3 separate regions of the Mus musculus genome follow, and regions 1 and 3 are each linked to region 2. The links are chromatin loops, found by intact Hi-C in ENCODE. Cell type or tissue: heart. All regions are shown on one strand.

Region 1 (8,000 bases), 180 kb after region 2:
ATTAGTCTTTAGCCCTAGGGGAGTACCTTGGACAGCTCCAGCCACGCTCACCTCAGGAAGGCAAGCATGTGTTCCTTGATTTACTTAGCATTCCCGGGGCCAGATTCGAGTAGTGACCAAGCTACACTGTGAATGAGTCCTCTGGACAGAGTTTAGACACTTTCGCTAGAAAATCTGTTAGTAGACAGTGGCTTTGAGCCCTGTCTCTATACCAAGTTCTCTGTGCTTCTCCTCCTCCCGTTTCTCATGTAGCACTTTCCTGACTATTCTCACAGACTCTCCTGATTTCTTTTGTAGCTCTTTGGCTTTATCAACTTCTTCCTGTGGGCTGGAAACTGTTGGTTTGTGTTCAAAGAGACCCCGTGGCACGGACAAGGCCAGGACCAGGGCCAGGGCCCCAGCCAGGAGAGTGCAGCGGAGCAGGGGGCAGTGGAGAAGCAGTAAGCAGCCTTCATCTGCCTACTCCCCAACTGGACGGCACCTTGTCAGCTCCTCCAGCTTCTACAGGACCTCCTCCTCTTCCTCTTCCTCCTGCTCCTCCTCTCCCTCCTCCTCCAACTCCCTTCCCCCATCATTCTGGACTTTGAGATTTGAGAGAATGGATGGGTGGGCATCAGCTGTTGGTAACCTGGGCAGACCTCCACTGGCTTCCTATCCCTCATCCTGCTGGGGCAGCAAACGGCAGGATCTCAGTGCTTCTTGTCTGCTGCCTGGACTGAAGCATCTTACTTGGGGAAGCTGACTGGCAACCTTGCCCTGAGTTCTGTGTGGAGGGCCCACCAGTGATTTTGTGGCATCCCTCAATAACTGGCATCTAATCTGTATCCTATCTCTAGCCCTCCCAGAGCCCAGTGTGCTCCCACCATGTGTGAAGCAGGGAGACCCATTATCCTATCAGAGGTCCCTCTAAGGGTCCACATGAGACCCGGACCCAATGGGAGCAGAGAGAGTTGCAAGTACATTGCAGCACCAAGGAAGAAAGTGAGGAAAGTTGCTGGCAGAATAAGTTTTCTGTTCCCTCAGCCCTTCCTTTCCCTCAGCTGGAACACTTTCGGTAGCACCCTATACACCACTTACTCATGAAACCCCTTACTCCCTTCTCCTTCTCGGCCTTGGTTTTGTGGGCTTTGGGAGGGCCTGAAGGACCATCGTGACATGAGATGCCCAGGAGTCCCGGGACAAGGATACATGGGCCCACCTGTCCCTTACCGTCTGTTCATTTTCTCAAGCCAGCACCTTTTCTAGTTCTTTCAAACCTTTCTGTCCCATCTTTACAAAGAGGGTTATCTGTCCTTGTCTCTCGCCTCCATGCAGTAGCCAGGCCCCATCCTTCCCCAGTCCTGGGCAGCCCGATGCTATTGGTGCTTCTTCATTTCGGGACCCAGATCCATATTTGTCTTTGGTGTGTCTCCTCTCCCTGATTCCTCCTGTCATCCCTCTTTGGGCCCGAAGGCCAGAGGGTACCAACTGGGCAAATGCCATCTGCCTTTTACCCAGATCAAAACCCCTTGATCTACCCTGGCAGTAGGGTTGCTTAGGGAAAGATGATAAAGAAGGAAGAAACCAGCCGTTTCCCAATTTAGTGGCAATTGTCCCACTTAGCACCCCAAAGATGAATGTACCTTGTGCCAACCTGTCCTCATGACATGATCGACCCTCTCCAACCCCCTTGCCTTCCTCAATGCTACCCACATCAAGATGTATTTCTTGGGGGCCCAGGGCTCAGAATCCTTAACTTTGGGCTGTTCATTTCTTCTTTGGGTTACAATTCCCCCACCCTTCAGAGGAAGTAGGATATTTACACACTTTCAGATGCTCCCGAGCCATTCAGTAAAATAATTTGGAATTTTTGTTTTCTGCTTAAGATTTTAGGGAAAAGATTTAAGGAGGGGAAAATTTGATGAGGGTGAGAATGATCCTAAATCTGAAACTCTCTATCCTAAGTTGTCCCCATGGTTACTTAAGGACAAGGGAGACAGTTTTGCCTCCAGCTCCAGAGGTACAAAGAACAAAAGAGTGACCATTTTTCTTCAAACAAGTCCCTGTGGGGATCTGGGAGCAGCTTCGACTCAAACTGTGTTTGGATTCTGCGTCTATATTTATAATTTATTTGAACTGTGACGGATAAAGTGTTCTCATTTGGGGCCCAAGTTAGCAACTGGCCCATCAACTACTTTAGAGTAGGAGTTATCCACTCCCACCGAGCATTCGTACTCCAGGGCTCGCTCTAGGGTTGAAAAGGCTCTTCCTGGCAAGAGTCTGGCTATGGCCAAGAGAGTCTTGATTTAGGCTATGGTCTTTCCATGGCCGCCGGAAGAGGAAAGACCAGTTCACCTCATTACCTCCAGGGGGCTGGGCAGCAGTAAGTGCCAAGGGCAGCTCTGTCCTCATGAGACTCGTGTCCTCTCCAACCAGGGCTGGCACCACCACTTTGCCTAGTCAGGCCTGAAGCGGGAGAGGTGTCTGGTTTCTCTAGCTATTGCAGGAGGCCAACAAGCAGGGAACTTGCCCTTTGCCCTGGTAGACTTTACCATGTGGAGACGCCTATCCAGGACCTTTCTTAGACATGAGTCCCCTTCAACATCCTGACCATGGGCCTCCTATTTCTGGGATTGCAGATCGAGGATGTGGGGAGAATGTTGCATGTTGTTCTGTGGTGCTTGTTACTACACATTTGAATAAACAGTGCTGCGAACATTTGCCAAGAAGAAGCCAAGACCAGAGGACTTCTGGGGATTTTTTTCCCCTTCTCCTTTTCCCTCGCTCTATGTTCTTGGACAAATTTCAGCATTTCTACCAAGACACTCCTCTCCTTGCAACTCTGAACCCCAGGCAACAGAGTCTGCTGGCTAGGCAATTGCTTCTGGCAAGCCCCAGTCTAGTGACATCGACTCTTTTGGCGGCACCCAATTACTCCAAAGAAACCAAGACTCATTAGCAAACTTGGACCAAACTCAAAAGGCAAAAGACAGTGGCTTCCACAATGCTGCCTCCGTTTGCTCTCCTACCATCTGTGACCCAAAGGACAAATCGAGGGCCATATGCTTCCCTCTTCTCACTGTAGTGTTCACGCTGCACAAACTCACACCTATCCATCTCCTCAGACAGTCACATGTCACATTTACATTCTCTAGAAAAATGTACTTGGGCACAGTTTTACATTTAGTCTCATCAGGTTTCTGGGCCTCTTAGGGACCACCTCTGGGTGGGTCTTAGGTTTAGAACTTCTGCCCTCAGATGTTATTCTTTATGTAGTTAAACTGCTCTTATATGGGAGGCAGAAAGTCACAGACCTTGACTTAATTGCTCCCAAACTTGGCTTCATTTTAGGCAAAGGGATGCAATATGGCGTGATGGGTGAGGTAGTCAAAGAAAAAGAGGATTAATATTTAATTTCCAATGAGAATGGGGACGGAGATGAAGGTAGATTTTTGTCTCTTCTGTGAGGGTGGGAAGAAATATTATCAGCTGAGAAGGTGGGTGATTAAGGTACTTTCTGGACCTTAGCAGAAAAAAAGAAAGAAAGAAAGAAAGAAAGAAAGAAAGAAAGAAAGAAAGAAAGAAAAGAAAAGATAGATATGAGAAACCTCCCTATGCCAAGGCTTCAATAGCAGCTTTTCCAGCGGTGAAAAGATTCACTAGAAAAAGAAGCCAAAATGATGAATGGAGTCAGGGTCCAGCCAGGATTTGGGAAGAGGCGGTGCAGGTTATCGATTGTAGTTCCCAGGAGGAGAGAGACGATCAGCAGAGACACTGCAAACACCAGCAGCCTTGGGGCTACCCTAGTTCTGGGGCTGGTTCTGGATCGGCGATAGCCTTCTGTCATACTGACAGGTGATCTTAGCAAGCTCAGCCAGGTCCTCCCAAACCTAAGACACAGTACTCCAAACCTCCGTTCTGCATCAAGGCAGCGTGCGTTTCCCATAGAGGAACAGCACAGGAGCTGTGGCCCTCCCCCACCCCAAGCCCTGTGTCCTTCAGCACGTCCTGCACACTCCCTCCCCTTGCCCTTCTGATTCACTGCGCCCACCTCCTTGCACCTACCCTATTCGATCTACAGGGGTGCAGAGGCGCTTCGTGGCCGCCAGCCCAGGAAGGGGCGCCAGCCAGCTGGCGGATGCACGGCTTTAGAAGAGTATCTTGGGCAGAAAGAGGTTTGGGGCTCGGGTATGCGCAGTAAGTTTGGGAGAGTGAACTAGTGGCACAAAGGACGTGTACGGAGGGGTTGAAAGAGGATATCCCGAGGCTTTGATCTCTCCTTCCCCGCGTGCGATTGTGCATTTCGGAAGGGATCCCTCGGCTAGCTCCGTAAGCATCGCCACCCCTCCGCAACTACACTTCCCAGAAAGCTGTGTTGAGAGTGAGGTAGTGGCAGGAGGCACGAGCTGCGCTTGCGCAGAGAGTGAACTGGCAAGGTAGGGGGAGAGGGAGGCGTGCCCCCGGTCGGAGGGTGGGGGGAGGGGGCCGCGCGGCGGCGGCGCCAGGGCGGGCGCGCGTCCGCGGCGGTGATGGCGGTGCGTGAACGCGCGGTGGCAGCAATGGCCGCTCTGGAGCGGCGAGTGCCGAGTCTCGATGACTTCGCGGGACAGAGCTGGAGCTCGTGGGTGGAGCGGGCCGACCTGCCTGCGGCAGACGGTGAGTACAGACACATTAGAATCCGGGGACCCCATCACTATCTCCCCTCCCCCCCAGGGCCCCCTCCAGCTGAGGGGAGCCGCCGACTAGAGCCGCCGTCCGGCTCCCCGGCCCCCCAAACAAAGGACCCGCCGGGTCCTAGTGCCCGCCTGCTCAGACACCTTCGCGCCTCCGGGTCCTAGCGCCGGCGTATCGCTCGCAGCCCACCCTGCCCACCTCTGTCTCTGCGGGTGTACAGTACCTGCCCCCCACTTTACTTGCCTTTATCTTTCTTCTCGTGAGCCGTCCTCCAGCTTTTTTCGGTTCTGCACCTGCTCCGGCTCTACCCATCTGCAACAGTCCTCTCCACGTGTTTCCCACGCACCCCACTTCTGTGCCCCCCTCCCCACCCACTTGATTCTTCGCCTTTTGCCCCGCACCTTAGCTTCTTTCAACGTCTCCCTGTCTGCTCAGTTTTCCCGAACCCCCGCCCCCTCTGCTTTAGTTCATCCATCCTCCATCCATCCATCCATCCATCCTCCCGACCTCCCTCTATCAGTCCATCCATACATGACTCCAAGCCTCCATCCTTTCCTGGGCCTCTTGTCCTGCCCCTTGGCTCTCTTCCTTGACCCCTATTTTCTGTAGGCCCTTGAGTGTCTTTGGTGAGCAGGCCTGCAGCCCCTTCTGATCTTTGTCTCCTGGGCCCCAGGGAGCACCTGGCCTCGTGGCCTTTCGGGGTGACAACAAGCATCACACCCCTGAAGAAGTTTGCAAGTGAGAAGAGGTGGAGGAGGAGATCTCATGGAGCGGTCTCTAATGCCACTTGTTCTCTTTTGAGACCTCTGACTTACAGCTCTGTTCTGTCATTCCCCACACTTGAATTTAAGGGACTTAAAAGAGTGGGAGCTGCCCCTTATCTTTTGCATGCCTAACCCACTACCACTTACATCTGGGTATTATGATTGCCAATAATCTTCTCATCCTAGAAAGGGGCCACTCTGTTAGTGAGCATTAGAGAGTCATCCTAGATGGGCATACAGGCCACCCTTGGACTGCCCCCATGCTGAGTGGGCTAAGATGGGGCCCTCGCTGGGTCTAGGTGCACTGAGAACTGGAAATGGACTCAGATTTGGTGACTCAGAATTGATCCCCCCACCCCCACCCCAAGGGACAGGGAGGGGGCTTAGAGGAGGGGGGCGAGGAGTGAGGTAGGGGGATGGGGAAAGAGCTGCTTTGCACAGCTAAGATGTTTTTGTCATTAACCCAGAAACTGAGGTACAAGGGCAACCCCTGGACAAAGCCCCCCTAAGAAGGGGAGGGGCTTGCGTAGCTGATCAAGGAGACTTTGAAGATGCCAAAGGGTCCAAAGACAACAGTTTTTCTACTCTATGGCCATCCTATCAGTGCAGGACCTGAGAAGCTGAGTGTAACTTTGATGATACTATGGTAACTTGGGTGGAGCAAAATGAGTTTATGGGGGTGGGGATCTGGGAGGGCATTTGTCTGGGATGCCACAGAGTAGAAGAAAGGACCCATGCGAGCAGTCTCAAAAGGGACCTGTAGAAAAATTTTAGAACCATTTCCCTTTTAAATGGGGGAAGCAAGGCCCAGAAAAGAGACATTTACCCATAGTGGCCCATCTAGTCAGCCGTGGAACTAACTCTGTACTGTACCCGGGAGTGAAGGGTCACTGTGATCCTTAATGGGGTCATCATAGGCATTTGTGAGTGACCCGTGGAAAGTGTCTTCAGGAATTCTGAGTGCTTGTCTGGGAATGTGGGCTTCATACCATTGGGCTGCAGGCCCTGCTGGGTTCTGGGACTCGGGTGGGCATCCTCAACTGTGCTTCTCCTCCAGGGGCTGAACTAGAGGAGAACAGCAAAAACACGAAGAAACTTGACGCCATGACCCTCATTAAAGAAGGTGGGAGTCCTGCACAGAGGCTGGGTGTCGGGAACGTGGACCAAGCTTTCCCTCTCCCACTGGAGGAAGGAGCTTGAAGCAGCAGCGGGACTGCTGGGGGAAGAAACCTCCTTTTGATAAGTCTGAGTCAGTCAGTTGTCCTGGCCCCTGGGACCTGCTGGTGGTGATCCTAATCACGTGTGGTTGGTGCCCACATACAGGAAAGCCCATACACTTTGGGTCTGGTCAGATGGACTGGGGAGGCTGGGAGCGTCCAGCAGAACTATCAGTTGGAAGGCTGAGCGTCTTCTAAGTGGTGGCGTTGAGAGTGTTCCTTGAGCTAGGGAAATCCGGAGAATTTGACCCGAGTGATAAAGGGTTCTGTCGTTGCAGACATGTCCATCTTCGGGCACTGCCCTGCCCATGATGACTTCTATTTGGTTGTATGTAACCACTGCAGCCAGGTGGTGAAGCCCCAAGCCTTCCAGAAGCATTGCGGTGAGGGGCACCCTAGGGAGGCGATAAGGGGGCGGGCGGGTGGGTGGGATGGTGGAACATGGACCTCTTAGGACATTGTCAGTCTGGAGGTCATATGGGCTAAAGGAAGATGGTGCTGGGGACAGCTTGAGTGTTGGAGGTGTCGGGATTATTGTTGGAACAAGCTTCTAGCATCAAGTGAAGTTAAGAGGCTCAAGAAGCGTGGTCTAGAATTTTGACTCTTGAAAGGCTCAATCTTAAATGGGAAGGAGAGACACTCACAACCCAAGCGCTAGGGATTGGCGGGCTGGTTAGGAGAGGGGGAAGGAGGCACTCAATACCGCTCACCTCAGTTACTCTCTCCACCTCCTGGTGACAGAAAGAAGACATGGGCCCCTCAGCAAGCTTTATGCCCGGGCCCCACCCCCACCTCCAGCCCCTGCCAGCTCTCAAAAATGCCATGTAGTGAATGGGCAGGGCCCAGCTTGTAGAGCCCCAGGTTCCACCAAAACCTCCTCCAGGGAGAAGGGCCAGGGGTCCCGGAGCCGTGGCCATCAGCCTCCTGAGAAGACCCAGAAGGACAGCCTCTGGTAAGAAGAAGCTGGAAACCCCTAAAAGTAGCCCTGACCCTGACCCAAGAAAGGGTTGACACTTAGCCCTGCTTGCAGGATACTGCTCACAGCCAAGAAATAGCTAACCCCATCTGCAGCTCCTTCCCATATATTCCAGGGAACATGGGCTCCCCCTTTTTTTCCACGCCTCTCTTGGAGTTCACCCAAGCTCCAGAGCTAGGGAGGAGATGGCTCTGGGCTAGAGTCCAGACCCCAGTCCCAGCCTCCCCACCTCCCAGCCCATACCCTCTCTCCACGTGTAGCCTTTTCGTGCCTGTGGTGAATCTGGAGAAGATATCCAGTCTCCCGAAACCTGATGCACATGGAGTCAGGGTGGCCCCACCCTCTGCTCTCCTCAGTCAGCCAGGAGGCCTCCCCAAGGACTCCCCTGGA
Region 2 (8,000 bases):
GAGCTGGGGTGGTGGCTATCCTAACTGTCTGCCCTCTCTGGGACTATTGGTTTCCTTTCTTTGACAGATGGGGGTCCGGGTTCTGGGAAGGTCCCTTGGCTGGGAGACTTTGGGACCACAACAAAGGAGAATAGTGGTAGTGGGCCCCTTGAAGAGCGGCCACGGGAGAATGGAGATGCCCTAACTCGGGAAGGGTCTCTGGGACCCCTTCCGGGCCCTTCTACCCAACCTCACAAAGGTGAGTGGAGTCTCTCCCATCAGCTCCACTCTCCCATTCTCTTGCCGGAGCTATTAGGACTTCCCATCTCATGATACCCACACCTTGTACCTAGGCATCCTCAAGAAGAAGTGTCTGCCCACCATCAGCGAAAAGAGCAGCCTCCTAAGGCTGCCCCTGGAGCAGGGCACAGGGTCTTCTCGGGGCTCCTCCATCAGTGAGGGCAGTCGGCACGGACCTCCTCCCCGCCCACCTCCGCGCCAGTCTCTGCAGGAACAGCTGAATGGGGTCATGCCTGTCGCCATGAGCATCAAGGCAGGCACGGTGGATGAGGACTCCTCTGGCTCTGAGTGAGTCGGGCGGGAGAGACGGGGGTGGGGTGGGGGGAACCTGCCTGAGGTCCTTGCTAACCCAAGCCACTGACCCACTGCTGCCTCTGAGCTTCACCGGGCTACTCTGCTTGGCAGTTGGGCTAAGCGGAGTCCAGCTCCCTTGTGCGCCCAGACAACATGGTGCTCTGTTGGGGGTACACCAGACCCCCTGGGCTTTATGCGCAATGCCTGTCCCCCGTCTTGCGAGAGGGTGGGGGCTGGGGCTGCTTTTCTGTTTCTTTTTCTGGTGGAAGCTGTTCACTGTCCCCTCTGTTGCTCCAGCTAACCCTCTGTCTGCCTTCTCTGCCACTCTCCTCTCCTGCCTCTCCAGATTTCTCTTCTTTAACTTCCTGCATTAACCCTGGGCCGGTGTTCCTTCGTCCCCTTCCCCCGCTGCGCTCATGCCCCAATCCTGTCTTCTGCTTTATCCTGCCCCTGCTCCCTACCGCCCACCTGCCTGCCTTCCGAAGCAGCAGCGACGAACCGTCCATCTGAGGAGCCTGGGCCTTGCACCCAGAAGGCCAACTAGTGCCAAGTCCCTCCCCCACCTCCCCCTCACTGCACTTTGGACCCTCGGGGGGGCCAACATCTCCAAGACAAAGTTTTTCAGAAAAAAAAAAAAGAGGAAAAAAGAATTTAAAAAAAGGATCTCCACTCTTCATGACTTCAGGGATTACTTTTGTTTTTATACGCCGGAAGTGGACTCCCCTTTCCCCTTCCCAAAGAGGACAGGACCACCCAGGACGTGTCCCAGCCTCTCTTCAGTTTCATCTCCTGTGCCTCTGGGAGGAGAGGGACTCTTAGGGGGCCTGCCCCTCATTTGCCATCACCAAAAGGAAAGGACAAAGCCACGTGCACCAGGGGCAGGAGCCCCTGCAAGGCTGCACCGGACAGACGGACAGACAGGCCTCAGTTGGTGAGGGGTCAGGACAAAAACAAACAAACAAAAAAAACAAAGGCACTTTCCACCCGCCAGTTCCACCTCTCCCAGGAACTGACAAGCCCTGTCCGGCCAGGGGCAGAAGGACTCATGGCCCCTGGACCCCCCAAATGCTGCATGAACCGTTTTTTAAGGGGAAGCCTGTTGCCCCCGTGATGGGGAAGGACTACCCCAGCCCCTCTCCTTTTCCTGGACTCTGGCCATGTGCTACAGCCCAGGTGTTTGCTCAGTTTGCTGACCCCAAAGTGCTTCATTTCTCCTGCCCACCCTTGCAGGTAGGGCCAGTCACTCTTCCATTGCTTCTTTGCTGTGTGGGCGGTCCCAGGAGGAAGGGTAAGCGCAGAGCTGGCATGGTGGCCCTGAGGGGCCCCCAGCACAGGTGCCAGGTCTGGGTTCTGCTGTCCACTCACCCCCTCCCCGCCAAATCAGACAAATGCCATTTTTTTTTGTCTGACCTGCTGTGGCCTCTGAGACATGTTCTATTTTTAACCCCTTCCTGGAATTGGCTCTCTTCTTCAAAGAACCAGGTCCTTGGTCCCCATTGTCCCCCTACTTGACCCCAGCTCCCTGCGAAGAGAGAGTTAATATATTTTTTATTTATTTGGGTTTTTTTTTTGTGTGTGTGTGTGTGTGTGTTGGGATGGGTTTGTGTCTGGTCCCCAGGGGGTCTCATGTGCCCATTGCAGGCTGGGTGAGTCCCTGGCAGCCCTGGATTTGGGGCCTACCATCCTTCCTCTCGCTCCATTTGCTCTCCTCGGGTTTTTGCAACCACCGTTCATTTGAGTCCCCCTCTCCTCTGAGCATGTATTCCAGACTTGTCACTGACTTCCCTTCTAGAGCAGGTGTAGAATAAAGGCTCGAGGAGGCAGGAAAGATGTCCCTGTCTCTCATTTGGAAGGCTGGCCGCTGGCTTTTCTGCCATGGATTCTCACCTGCCCTCTGCCCTCTTCCCCTCAGCAATTCCTGTAAAGGGTTAAAAATTTAACTGGATATATTTTTTTTTAACTACTGATGACTTGACTTAAAAAAAAATACAAAGATGCTGGATGCTAACTTGATACTAACCATCAGATTGTACAGTTTGATTGTCGCTGTAAATATGGTAGAGTTTTGTTTTTGTTTTTGTTTTTTTTTCCCCCCCCATACTACTGAATAAACTAGTTCTGTGCAGGAGCCATGTCATCGCTGGCTTCTGTAAAGCAGCCTGGGTTGAGGCCTGGATTGTGGGAAACAGGGTAGGTAGAACCTTGACGATCCTGAGGACAGAGAGACTAAAGCCGCAACAGCACAGAGCGCTGAGTCTGGCGGTTGGAAGGGAGAGAAGGAAGATAGGTGGATATTGTTTTCCCCTAGGATATAAGCTTGTACCGCTAGAGAGGCTGGGGAGACTGGGGAGGCTGGAGAGGCTAGAGAGGCTGGGGAGGCTGGAGAGGCTGGAGAGGCTGGGGAGGCTGGAGAGGCTGGAGAGGCTGGGGAGGCTGGAGAGGCTGGGGAGGATGGAGAGGCTGGGGAGGATGGAGAGGCTGGGGAGGATGGAGAGGCTGGGGAGGATGGAGAGGCTGGAGAGGCTGGGGAGGATGGAGAGGCTGGGGAGGATGGGGAGGCTGGAGAGGCTGGGGAGGCTGGGGAGAATGGAGAGGCTGGGGAGGATGGAGAGGCTGGGGAGGCTGGGGAGGATGGGGAGGATGGAGAGGATGGAGGGGGTGGAGAGGCTACACAAATCAGGCCGGTTCTCAGCCTGAGTCCCAGACAAACACGTTTTCTAAGGCAGAATTCGGTAGATAGGAAGAAGTGGAGTGGGAGTTTCTGGGGCTTTTTTCTTTTCTCTTTTCTTTCTTTTTCTTTTTCTTTTTCTTTTTCTTTTTTTTTTTTTTTTTTTTTTTTTTTTTTTTTTTTTTTTTTGGTAAGGGTTTCTCTGTATAGCCCTGGCTGGAACTCATTCAATAGATCAGGCTGGCCTCGAGCTCAGAGATCTGTCTGCCTCTGCCTCCCAAGTGCTGGGATTAAAGGTGTGTGCCACCACCACCTGGCTATTGTGGGCTGTCTGTCTGTCTGTCTGTTTTCTTGGGGGAATAAAGCATACACTCATTCTGGGAATAAGTATGTATTTGGTGACACTACTTCTAGTCCTAATTTTTGTTTTTGAAAGCTCCATCCAACAAATGAGGATATAATGAACCAACCCTGGAACCTCAAGCAGCAGCCTGATTTGTTTGCGCCTTGGTTCTCTGTCTACAAAATGAGGGCAGTGGTAACAGCAGCTGCCTAATTGAGCTTTTAGGAGGATTAAATAACTTAACACATGCAAAGTGCTTACAACTTTTCACAGTGCATAGCAAGAGGCCAATAAACACTGGCTTCTCCTGTTGTTGCTTGTGGAGTGGAAGAGGTGTGGAGGACGGAGAGAAAATTAGAAATCTAAGCCAGGGAGGAGGCGGCAAGCAGGTAGCTAAACAAGAAGGGCAGCTGTGGCAGGTAAGCACTACCACCAAGTGAGTTCGGCAGGTTTGGAGTCAGCGAGCCCTATTGGGTGGAGGCAGAAACTCAAGATTGACCCAGTGAGAGAAAATGCTTTGCCGGCTCCAGCCACCAGGTGGCAGCAACACAAGGGCTTGTGGCTGGCTTTGCTTCCCCACCCACAAGGGCTTGGTTCCAAAACCAAACAAAACCAACCAACCAAAACGGAACAAACCTGCCACCTACTGGCCATGCCGAGGTGTGTGTTCTTAGGCTTGGCTGCTACTGCAGACGCCAGTTAGAAGTTGCCAGCAACTTCTGTTTCCTGAGCTCTGTGCAGACTTATTCACTGGGATGGAGGCCCAGGACAAGCAAGCCTGGAAGACCCCAGGAGATCAAGGGGACTCAGCTACTGGCTGGTTGGTAAGCTTGACCTCACTATAGCCCACCCAGAAGACCTCCCCCTGAGCCAGGCTGTTTGAGGGGAGATAGGCTGGAATCTGGGAAACACACCTGAGACTTTCTTGCCTTGTACCGTATTTCTTCAAATCAGAACCCATGACATCTGTGTTATCTGCTCCCTCCCGCGTGTCAGCTCTGAGAATTTCAGTGGCTGTAGAGGCTGGAATGTAGAGGCAGCCACCACTGTGTATAGTCCCCGTGTATTTATAGGTGTTATTAAATTAATCTTACGGACAGCCATAAGGAAATGCTATGGAGGGCCCCTGGATGTGGGGATAGGGGAGGAGCGCTGAAGGCCTAAGAGCACTTTTGGACACAGTAGCGGGCCACCCTTTCTCCTTTATGCTCAGTTGCCTTTAGGGAAGTTTCTTCTTCATAAAGGACTGATTTAGTTCTGACTGCAGGAGTCAAAGGCTACAAATCGGATCCTAAGCTGGGCTTGTTAAAACCTTATTCTGTTTTCAGTGAGTACTCACTACCATGTGTCCATTCTGCAGTGTTCCACCAGACAAGCTATAACACAAGGGCACAGTCAGAGTTACTAAATTGTGATGCCAGCCCTCGGATCCAGCAGAGGAGCAGAGAGAGAGCACAGGCAACCCTAATGAAGTGAGGTAGAGGCAACCTCAGAAGCAACACCAACAAAGGGCCTCTATCCCCTAAGGGGTTCCATTGTCTTGTCAAATAATAGTTAAGTCTAAGGAGTAACAGTAGACTTAGTTCCTACCATAACAGCCTCAGGCGCTGTAGGTGAAACCTCAGTCAACTTTGATCTGGACTATCTGTAAACACTGAAAGGAGAAAGGAGACTTGATTGGAATTGACCGGCACCAAGGGACTAGTCACGGCTGCAGGAGCTGGAGGTTCAAATCCCTAGGGCCTATGTCTGAGAGCTCACTAGAATTACACAGACGTTTATTTTAAAACTGTTAAAATCTACTTTCAGATATACAGAAAAAAATTTTTTTAATTCATTTATTTAAGAAAAAATATGAAGATGTGAGTAAGCTTATAACTGATTGACCTGTGAGAAGTCAAAGAATTCATAGGAAACAAGTTCTGTACATCAGCTGTCCTCCTGGCCTTTCCAAACAGACCAGTATCCAGTCAGGAAGACATGTCATAGAGAACTGAGCCGGCGGGCTCCTAAGGCCGCTCATATGGGAATGGCCAGTGAACCGTGGTAGAAGATCAAGCTCTCTAGTCCTGACCACAAGATGGAAGGAGACAGATAGGTCACTCTGCCTGCATTTATTATTTTGTTTGTGAGTTTCTCCACGGGCAGATGACCTCTGCCCCTCTCTTCTTCTTTCAGGGCAGGGTAGGGTGGGGTTGAGTCCCCTCAAGCTCAAGGCACCCGATCCCCCATAGTCTCTACTTCAGAGGTCAGCCCTGGAGGCATCTCTTCCTCCCATCTCTGGGCACAGAGCTACTGGAGTTAGGGACCACTGGCAGAGGAGAGTCCAGACTTTGATGGCTAAGATGGTAGTGGCTTGCTATTGAGTCTTTGTTTGCTGACGTGCTCTTCTTACCTGAAAGAAGAGGGGGGGGGGGGTGCTTTAAAAAAACCTTCTTCCTCCGGAGCCTGTCTGGTACCCAGCCAAACTCACACCCCCTCAGGATGGGAGAGTAGCACCCCTCACCCCTCTCCTCCCCACTCAACACAGAATTCGAGGATGCTGTGTGCACCGCAGCTTGGAAGCCCAGGTGATGAGAACAGAGGGACCAGTTTTACCTAGTCGGTCCAGGGACTGCAGCTTTCCTGAGGGGCTGCGCCCTGCCTCGAGCGGCACTGGTGGTCCTGCCTCGAGCCGCACTGGTGGTTGGAAGGTTTGTTTTCTGGGAAACAGAGGCTTGATGGAAATTAACAAGAGATGAGTTAGAACGAAGCTCAGCTGACGTCATCAGAAAGACTGGATGAAGGTATGTGTTTCCTGACCAAGGTAAAACCATGAGCCACGTAGAAAGCAAGGCATTCCCTCCTTAACACTACGTGAAAGTAGTGTTAACAGCAGTTACAGCTGTAGTGGGGGAAGATCAAGCCGTGTCACTGCAGACATTCTTCTATCTAAGGTTCTCTGTTTTTGTTTTGTTTCTTTGGTTTTTGAGACAGGATCTCCCCATAATAGCTATGGTTGTCCTGGAACTCACTCTGTAGACCAGGCTGGTCTTGAACCCAGAAATCTGCCTGCCTCTGCCTCCCAAGTGCTGGGATCAAAGGCGTGCGCCACCACTGCCCGACTCTATTTTGTTTTTCTTTTTCTCCTGAGACATGGTTTTATATAGCTAAGGCTGGCCTTGAGCGTCTTATTCTCTGGTGTCTACCCTCTGAGTGCTGAGACTACAGAAATGTGCCACCATGCTAAGCCTGACCATTTGTCCACTCTATCTTACCTCTGTGCCCTATGGCGCTTGGATGCCCTTTCTGAGTTGAGAGAGAATCTGGAGCTAGGGCACCTTTTCCAGGTGGTAGACTCCGCCCAATGAGTGGCACTCGGGTGGCAGGCTTGGGGATGGCTGAAGGGACAGGGAGTCGACTGGAAGACTTGACAGCTGCTCCCTGGAGCCGGGATGAACATTGGGAGTTGCTAGCTGAGGACTGTGGAACTGGTCTGACAGGAATTGGTGGGCCTGTGGACAGGAGTGTAGTCGGGTCAGGGTGGAGCTCAGCTCCTCTCTTCCCCTCATCAGCCTCGCCCACATCTCTGCTGCCTGGGTCTCACTTGCTGTTGTCCGGGCACCGAACCCAGTTTTCCGCCGAGGTGGAAGAATTGGTTGTGCAAGAGGAGAGCGCCCCGGGCTTTTGGATGCAGGGAACAGATTGCAAGTGGGTGATTCCTGAAACAGAACAAGGAAGGAAAAAAAAGACCAGAGTGGAGGCAGTCTGTGTTCTGCTGCCTTAAGGAGAGGAGATAGTAGGTAGGGCGTTGTCTAGAACCTATAAGGAAGATATCAGCCAGCAAGATCTACCTACCTACCTACCTTCCTTCCTTCTTTCCTTCCTTCCTCCTCCCCCCTCTTTCAAAGCAGGGTCTCTCTGTGTAGCCCTGGCTGTCCTGGAACTCACTCTGTAGATCAGGCTGGCCTCAAACTCAGAGATTCGGCTGCCTCTGCCTCTAGAGTGCTGGGATTAATGGCGTGCGCCACCACTGCCACCCGGCTACTTTCCTTTTTTTAAAGTCACTTTATATTTATTTCTTTACTGTATGTGACATACACATATGTGGCAACATGCATGTGTAAGTCAGAGGACAGCATGTGGGAGTGTGCTCATCACGTAGACAACAGTCCTCACATGTAGGTCACAAGGCTTGAACTCAGCTTCATCATCCCTGATGGAAAGTGCTGTTACTCACGGAGCCATCTCACCAACTTATTATTATTATTATTATTGTTATTATTATTATTATGTTTTGTTTTAAATGAGGGAGTCAAGTAGCCCAGGTTGGTCTCAAGCTCAGCATATAGCCCCCTGGGACTGACCTTGAATTTACATTTGCCACATCCATTCCTGTGATGCTGAAGAATCCAACCCAGGGCTTTGTTTAGGCTG
Region 3 (8,000 bases), 220 kb after region 2:
TAGGGTTAACAGCCATGAGGAGGAGATAGTAATGTCAGGGAGTGAACGGACTTGGGTTCAATGAACTAGATAGGGTTCTGATCTTGCCTTTTGCCAGTCAGGGGATCTGGGAGAAACCATTTATTTCACCTCGCTGAGCCTCAGCTGACAGGACAGAGCCCCTCAAGAGTACCAGGCAGCATTAAATATTAACATAAAAATATATGTGGCAGAACTCTGTGAGCCATGAAATGTGGCAGCAGGCATATCACAGAGTACTTTGTTTCTCTCAGGAAGCTACAGCCAGTGAGTGCTGCGCTGCCCCTCCCCCCAGGCCTCTCAGCTTCTCACCCGGGGACTCTCCTTGTGGTCACTCTCATGGGGATGGTCTCTCTTATGGATGGAAAACTAAGGCCACCTGGCCACCAGAAAGAGGTGGCTGTTGGTACAGCCACCAGAGCTTGGCAATGGTGCGTATATTTGTGTTCATGTGTGCAGCTGTGTAAGTGCACATGTCTTGGTTTCTGATGCTCTCTGTGTAAGCAGAGATGCTGTGGGGACTGACGGATGTCGTTACAGATTCATAAACATCTGCTTGAGTGGCCTGGGTAGTCCCTTCTAGAAGAAAAGCCCTCTGCTTTTGTCCCGTGTGACGGAAATCCTCGGGCACACAGTGTTGTATACGATCCAGCTACTCTGACAGCTAAGGAAGCAGGGTTCTAATGCTGCCTCCCACCCACTGGCAGACAGAATGAAAATCACTGCTGAGGTCTGAACCCTTGTAAAAGCCTTTCCCCCACATTCCTTCATGTAAGCCTCAAGGCCGTGGTGGCGGACTTCTTACACATCAGAACTTGCCCTGATCTGGCCTAGGATTTGCCATAGGCCACCAAGGGAACAAACTGGGGACTTTAGCCATGTTCCTCCCCACAGGCATCTTTGTCTCCCTTTGTTCCCCTTCCTGGACCCCTTCTCTGCTTGGAGAGGGGGCTCTCTCTGGTGTCCTTGATTCTCAGCGCTCTGTTTTTCAATCACAAGACTTCCACTGCTAGATCTTAGTCCCTGAAATACCCTGTTCTGGGGCTCCTGCTCCAGCTGCTCCAGCCATCCCTTGCTCCCCAGCCCTCATATTCCAGCTTGAACCACAGGGATTCAACATCTAAGTCCCTGATGCTGAGGCTGTCACTCCTTCCCTCCCTGTTCTGAGTCCAAGAGAAGAAAACAGAGATTAGCATCCTGTGCACACAGGAAACAAAGATGCCAGTGGCCCCAGGAAGCCCCACTTACGTGCTCCCTGCTCCCTGGTCCTGTTGCTATGTCAGCATCTATCTCCTGTAGACAACCCCTTCTCTCCCAATGTTAGAAGGAAGAGCAACCCTGGTTTCTAGTCTATTCCTGTGTGCCTGGCTAGAGGGAGTTTAGCTGAGGTAAAGTTATCCCCAGACTCTGTCTGCCCTGAGCACTGCTTGACTGCAGACAGACAGATGGCTCACCGTCAGACAGAGTGGAGCCCAGTGGTCTCTGCTAAGCCTCTTAGGTAGTCACTGCTCCTTTCCATTACTGAAGTTCATCTGATAGATGACTCTGGTGGTGTAACCAACATGCCCGTGACAGTCCTAGATCTCATCACTGTTCTAAGAGCCCTGAGCAGAGGTTGGGGACTGGGAGCAAGGGTAGGGGTGGGGATGAGGGTAGGGGGTGTTTTCTGATTTGGTGGAGAAGATCTCACCTTGAGCAAAGCCTCTTCCCAGGGACACAGCCTCCTCATCTGTAACACACATTCCCAGTGCCCTTCCCTTCCATGTGCTTCTACTTAGAGCCAAGTACTGGTTTCTAAGGGCTGGAACTCAGCTGGATAGAGTTCAAGTCTAGAATTCAGACCACTGTCTGTCTGTCTGTCTGCCTGTCTGTGCTTCATTCACGACGGACTCTGCAGGGGCTGTCCTAGCAGTCCGGAGAGCAGAGGAGGTTGTATGTAGCTGGCCTCTGTTCACAGGGGCAGAACCGCTGTCTGGCACTGCAGCAGCTGGGGCTCTGAGAGGCCTAGGGACTCTCGCGGTTTCTCATGGCCGTGCTGTGTGGGAAGAAGGGCAAAAGCGAACACTCCTCTCCCACCTCTGCCAGAAACTCGAGGACATGAGCCTGGGAGACCTCAGGGCTCCGTGAAAACTCAATGTGGGATGCTTGCGAGGGGTGGCTGAGGCCCGGAAGGAGCATCTGACAGAAGACGACTCAGGCAGGCACGGCAGAGCTCAACACTCAGCCTCACCATCTCTCACTAAATCAAATGAGAGAGAAGCCCATGATTTTTCAGAGGTTTCCCCCCACCCCCACCCCAGGTTTGACACTTTAAAACTCTGAAAGTAAAGAGTCAGTTTACTAAGCAATTCTGGGCTCCCTCGAACTCCTGGGGTCAGGTAGCTTGCCTCAGGTGTCACCCAGCTGAGCCTCAGGCCAGGGACGGGGTGTGGGGGGCAGGGGAGAGCTGTCATCTCTTCCTTCCATCACCCCTATTCCCTAAGGATCAGAAGAGCTGTCATTTCCCCATCTCACAGGAAACCAAACCCAACTGAGCCCAGGGGCACACTGAAGTGGCCAGGGGCCAAGAGAAGCAGCTGCCTTGGGTGTCATCTTGCTGCAGGAGTGGAGAGGACCTGGACTTTTAAGGTCCCCTTTGAGACTGGGTAGGTAATACGAGTCTTTCCCCTCCCATTACCCTGGGAGAGAAGGTTGGAATGGTCCCCAGAACTGGGCCAGCACTGGCCCCAAAGTGTGTCTATCTCACTCACCAAGCTCCCAGATGGTTAGAGCTGGGTTTCCACGTGTGAACTCGAAGCTTGTGCGCAGGAGGCAGCCTTTGAGAGAAACACAGCCCAGAGAGCCAGGGGAGGCAGCCACCAAGCTGTTTCCCCCACACACAGACAGGGTATTGATCCTGCTCGCTCACTCCCCCCCCCCCCCCCCCCCCCCGCCTTTTCTCCACTTCATGGCGCAGCTAATGGCCTGGAAAAGACTGGCCAGCTGTTCCCCAGCTGTGACATAATGAGCCCAGGGACGATCAATGCCGTTCCGGTCTCTAATTAGGCCGGGAACTGGCTGGGGTGAAAGTGTGGCCTGTTTCCTGAGGGTGCAGCTTCCACTCCAGTCCCCAGCTGCATTTTGCTGGCAGCCACCTGGGCCCCTGCATCTGCACCCTGGAGGAATAGACAGGGCCCTCCAGTGGCCATTGAGAGGGTTTCTGGCCCAGAATTCTGTCTAGGGAGGCAGAAGTAGAGGCTACAGAATCTCTCTCTCTCTCTCTCTCTCTCTCTCTCTCTCTCTCTCTCTCTCTCTCTCTCCCTCCCTCCCTCCCTCCCCTTCTCTCTCTCTCTCTCTCTCTCTCTCTCGTGTGTGTGTGTGTGTGTGTGAGAGAGAGAGAGAGAGAGAGAGAGAGAAAGAGAGAGAGAGAGATGGCTTCCCCTTGCTTGCTGTCATATCCTATTCTCTGCTTGCAGTCACTTGGTGCAGTGGTCTTCAACCCTGGTCCCCGCCAGCTCCATAGGCCTGAGGCTCTGTCGAGGACTCTCCCAGACACAGGTCCCAGATACCCAAGCCAGAGGCTAAAGGCAAGTCTGGCCGCTGGCCCAGCCTCCCTCTGCTATTCCTTCCCTCATCCAGGGAGGCAGGGACCAGCGCTTCAGTGTGCTCAGTGCAGGGGAGGAAGTAAAAGGTGTACATTCAAGCAGAGACAGGAGGAGAGTGGAGAGCTGACCCAAAGCCTGGAGCCAGAGAGGAGGAGGGAGGAAGGAGGGAAACAAAAGAGCCAAATAAGAAAGGCAGAAAAGGCGAGAAAATGGGGCAGTCAGTCCAAAGAACGGGAAGCTTAGGGAAAAGAACCAGGCCACGCCTTGTGCTCTGTGCTCGGAGGGTCAGCCCCCAAGCGTGGGATCAGATGCCCCACTAGGGAAGCTGAGGTGCCACAGAGACTCTCCAGGGGCCTGGTGTGTAATTTCAGGACCAGGAAGAGAATGGTTGGGGTCAGAAGGGCACAAGGCAAGAGCAGGGGTGTGTGGGCGGGGCTGCCTTGAGGGCTGAACAGGCCAGTGAGCTGTGCTCTCTAAGTACTGGGGGAGCTGAGAGCAAAGTCAGAAGAAGAGGAGGGGGTATTTTAGGATCCCCAAGAAGGCTCTGGAGGGAGGGGCCTGGGATTTCTGCAGCCTCTAATTCAGAGCAAGTCAATATGGCCCCGTGGTTTTTAGGGGTAGCCTGGGTTGAAGAGTATACATTGCCAGCCAGCCCTAGCACCATTTGAAACTTCAAACACAAACCGATCAGACCCAATTGATTATGTTTATCCCTTTCTTGGGCCATCCCCGACTCCTGGGCACTCTTTCTGTCTGGCTGTGATTCCAAGAAGAGACCCATTTGGAGAGACCAAAGTGTCCAGTTTCGTTCATCTTCTATCCCACCTGCCCAGGCAGTGAGCCTTTGAAGCGTCAGGGCCACAGATGGAGCCCGCCAGGAGCTACCCAAAGACCATAGCTGTTGGCTCAGATCAAAATGCACACAGGAAACGACATTCCCCGGCCAGCAGTCTCGATTCAACTATTCATCAGAAGCCGAGGCTTACGGAAGCTAACCTGTCCACACAGGGGAGCTGCGGGGACATCAGTTCATCAAACCCGCCACAGCCTTTTCTCTTGGGAGATCTGTCCCTCCTGCCCACCCTTCACAGCCGAGACTGCAGCCATGTGGAAAGGTGCCCAAGAGACCACAAGCCCCCAGGATAAAGAAAGCAGGTGTGGGGTTGGCAAAGAGAAGCTGTGTAGCAAGACACTGCAGTAACTCTTCAGAGCTCTGTGGCCAACACTGCCCTCCTGTGGCTAAAATGTACCAGTGCAGGCGGAGGGCCCTGAAACCTCTCAGATTGGTTGGTTCTCTTTTCCCATCTTGAGCCTTCTTATCCAGGGTCCCCCTGCCTCAGTATGAAGCTGTAGACGCTCTCTAGATTATTCCTAAAAGCCAAACTGTAAGAAAGACAGATTCTACATAGCACTCTTTATCACGCACTCTGAGGGGGCACTCACAAGACATCTCTCAATCCCAAAGGAGCCGATCAGAGTTAACGGTCTCGGAGTGTGGTCAGATGGGCATGAGAGCCAAGTAAGGCATGGTTCTTTCTGATCGTGGGTATTCCAGAAGTACAGGGAGAGAACTAGGACGAACGAAGAGTTGCTAAGGAGAAAGACCATGAGGTGGTGGCCAGCTTGGAGAGGAAAGAATTAGCTTTCCCTTGTGCACACTTGGGCCTGGTTGGGTTGGGCTAACCACAAGACACTTGAACAGTTTTCCCCCAGAGACATAGAGCAGAAGTGGCTCCAAGATGACACCCAGGGCTGGTTTGGTTCTTTCCAGAGGGGAAATCAGCCCAGCTCTTTGTTCATAGGCCAAGGCTAAAGTTGGTCTTCAGTTGGGCATCGGAAGCTGGCCTTGGGTGCCACACCCCCATGGGTCAGCCTGGGCAGCGTTTTAGGACGTCAGGAACCTAAATGGGGGGGTTTCTGGTATCCAAACTGCTCCTCTGTCCCTTTTCATTTCCTCCCCAAAGATCAGACACGCAGCCTGCACACAGTTACCTGGCCTAAGTTCTAAAGACTCCACTGGAAATCAGAGGAGCATTGATCTCCGTGTCTGCTCCCCTCTGGCCTGGCCGGTTCTCTGTGTTCCCTCTGGCCTTCCTTTTCCATCGGTCCTACATCCTAGCTCCTTCATGACATACACACTTTATGCTCCTCTCTCTGGTCTCAAAACACAAGGAAAAGCCAAAGTGTTTAGTTTAGCTCCCTTTTCTCTGGAACTTGTAGGTTCAGTCATATTTAACTGTTGACTCTCAAAGATCACTGGGGATAGACCCTGGTTTCCCTGACCACAACATTTTGCTGTGTTGATGTCCAAGTGTGACCCCTCAGCCAGGCTCACAAGACCCCTGCAACCCCATAGAGCTGCCTGTCTATTCTCCCTTCTATTCTCCCTTCTTTCCTACATGCAAATTATTTTCCTGTCAAGTGAACGACTCAAGATGGACATCTTGATAATTTCTTTTCTTCATCTTCCTTCCTTCCTTCCTTCCTTCCTTCCTTCCTTCCTTCTTCCTTCCTTCTCTGCCTCTCTCTCTCTCTTTCTCTCTCTCTCTCTCTCTCTCTCTCTCTCTCTCTGTGTGTGTGTGTGTTTGTGTGCATGTCCCTGTATCTGTGTGTGAGTGGTCATGATGACTAGGGCATGTGCATATGTCTGTGCACCCATGTGGAGGCCACAGAGCAAGTGTGGGTGTCATCTTTGGAAACGCCTTACATCTCTTTTGAGACAGGGTCTCTCATAAGAACTTACCCTTTAGGCTAGACTAGCTGCTCCAAAAAGCCCTGGGGACCCTGTCTCTGCCTCCCTGTACTAGAGTTGCATGCACCTGCTATCACTATTGCTATCTTTACGTGAATTCTGGGGATCAGGCTCACATCCTCTTGCCTGCACCATAAGCGCTTTAACCCGAGCCATTGTCTCAGATCTTTCCTTTCTTTGAGACAGTCTCAAATGTAGCATAAGCTAACCTTGAATTCATGATCCTCCTGCCTCAGCCTCTTGAGTGCTAAGATTACAAGGGTGTATATCCATTCAGGGTTCCTGATATTTTTTTCCTTTATTGAAAATACGTTTGTTTTTAATACAATTCATCCTGATTACAGTTTCCCTTCCCTCTACTCCTCCCAGTTCATCCCCACATCCCTTCATCTGGTTCTATCCCCTTTCTGTCTCTCATTAGAAAACACTATGTACTATATATATATAATACAATATAATATAATACAATATAATCAAACACATCAGAATAGGACAAAACAAACAAACTAAAGGAATGAGTCCAAGAAAACTCATAAAAAATAGATACAGATGTGGAGACCCACTTACACACTCAGGAATCCCTTAAAAACACCAAACTGGTAGCCACAGAAGATACGCAAAGGACCTGTAGAGTGAGAGGAAGAGACAGAGAGACGGAGAAGTTTAAGAAACAAAAATCTCTGACATTACATTATGGAACAAGGGACCACCAAAGCTGCCGCTGAATTTGTTCTCTGCTGGCCAGTACTGCTGGACACACAGCCAGAGTAGTTTGTTCCCCCAGGGAGACTCCCTTAGAGGAAATTAAATTTTCATTTGCAAGTAATTATCAATTGGAGATAGCCAACCCACACCTGACACTGTTTGGGGGAACCAAGAACCTGAGACTAGATAGCTTAGGGGCCTAAGGTAAAGCCAAGTGCTACTGCTCTATTAAAAGAATGTAGCAAACAACTCCCAGTGACATTTTGCTCTGCTCATAGATCAGTGCCTTACTTAGCCATCATCAGAGAAGGTTATAGGAACAAATTCAGAGACACACAGCCAGACAATATACAGAGAGTGAGGTACCTTGAAATACTCAGCCCGCAACAGAAGTCTCCATCAAATCTCTTCCCTCGGGACTCAGGGAATCCTGGGAGCAGAAAGAATGTAAGAACGAGAGAGGATGGAGGACCCCAAGGAATCAAGATCTACATAACAGAGTCAATGCTCATGTGAACTCAAGGCAGCGAATGAGGCAGCATGCAAAGGTTCTGGGTTTTTTTGTTTTGTTTTTGGTTTTTTGAGACAGGATTTCTCTTTGTAGCCCTGGTGTTGTGGAACTTGCTCTGTGGACCTGGCTGGCTCCAAACTCACAGAAATTCACCTGCCTCTGCCTCCAGAGTGCTGGGACTAAAGGTATGTACCATCATTGCCCAGACTTGATATGTGTGTGTACATATATATGTATGTATTATGCATATGAGTGCTCTATCTGCATATACACCTGCATGCCAGAAGAGGACATCAGAGTCCAGCATAGATGGTTATGAGCCACCATGTAGTTGCTGGGAATTGAACTCAGGACTGCTGGAAGAGCAGAAACCACTGAGCCATCTCTCCAGCCCCCCTGATATGTTTTTGCACTCAGCGTTCTCCATGAT

The links. Peaks named below come from ENCODE experiments on the same cell type or tissue, not always from the same donor. Only the 100,000 strongest peaks of a DNase experiment are listed, where the experiment ranks them.
Region 1: it touches region 2 in a loop (2.4-fold over the local background); 3 of 42 quality-filtered maps call a loop at or near these places.
Region 3: it touches region 2 in a loop (4-fold over the local background); 24 of 42 quality-filtered maps call a loop at or near these places.

The regions. Positions count from the first base shown.
Region 1 is chr3:108,206,980-108,214,979 of GRCm38, reverse strand. Atxn7l2 (ataxin 7-like 2) reads left to right here and starts at 4,453. Exons shown (of 11, transcript NM_001289545.1): 1 at 4,453-4,635; 2 at 6,475-6,540; 3 at 6,913-7,017; 4 at 7,376-7,586; 5 at 7,871-8,000. The coding sequence starts at 4,509. It overlaps Sypl2 (synaptophysin-like 2), which reads left to right. Exons shown (of 6, transcript NM_008596.1): 6 at 298-2,714. The coding sequence ends at 444. In heart, CTCF peaks have their summits at 2,318, 3,889 and 4,088; DNase peaks (open chromatin) are centred at 2,399, 4,429 and 4,649; H3K4me3 peaks cover 2,589 bases; H3K27ac peaks cover 2,551 bases; H3K27me3 peaks cover 1,550 bases.
Region 2 is chr3:108,385,578-108,393,577 of GRCm38, reverse strand. Psrc1 (proline/serine-rich coiled-coil 1) reads right to left here. Exons shown (of 8, transcript NM_019976.3): 5 at 7,171-7,285; 6 at 6,842-7,078; 7 at 6,183-6,300; 8 at 5,347-5,979. The coding sequence ends at 5,976. It overlaps Celsr2 (cadherin, EGF LAG seven-pass G-type receptor 2), which reads left to right. Exons shown (of 34, transcript NM_017392.4): 32 at 68-238; 33 at 333-567; 34 at 920-2,730. The coding sequence ends at 947. Among named protein-coding and RNA genes, the nearest start is that of Psrc1, 5.7 kb to the right of the region's middle. In heart, a CTCF peak has its summit at 4,188 (motif pointing left); a DNase peak (open chromatin) is centred at 4,157; H3K4me3 peaks cover 819 bases; H3K27ac peaks cover 1,530 bases; H3K27me3 peaks cover 431 bases.
Region 3 is chr3:108,161,738-108,169,737 of GRCm38, reverse strand. No RefSeq gene overlaps it. Among named protein-coding and RNA genes, the nearest start is that of Gm40122, 9.7 kb to the left of the region's middle. In heart, a CTCF peak has its summit at 3,190 (motif pointing left); DNase peaks (open chromatin) are centred at 2,637, 3,107, 3,967, 4,807 and 2 weaker places; H3K4me3 peaks cover 334 bases; H3K27ac peaks cover 785 bases; H3K27me3 peaks cover 1,989 bases.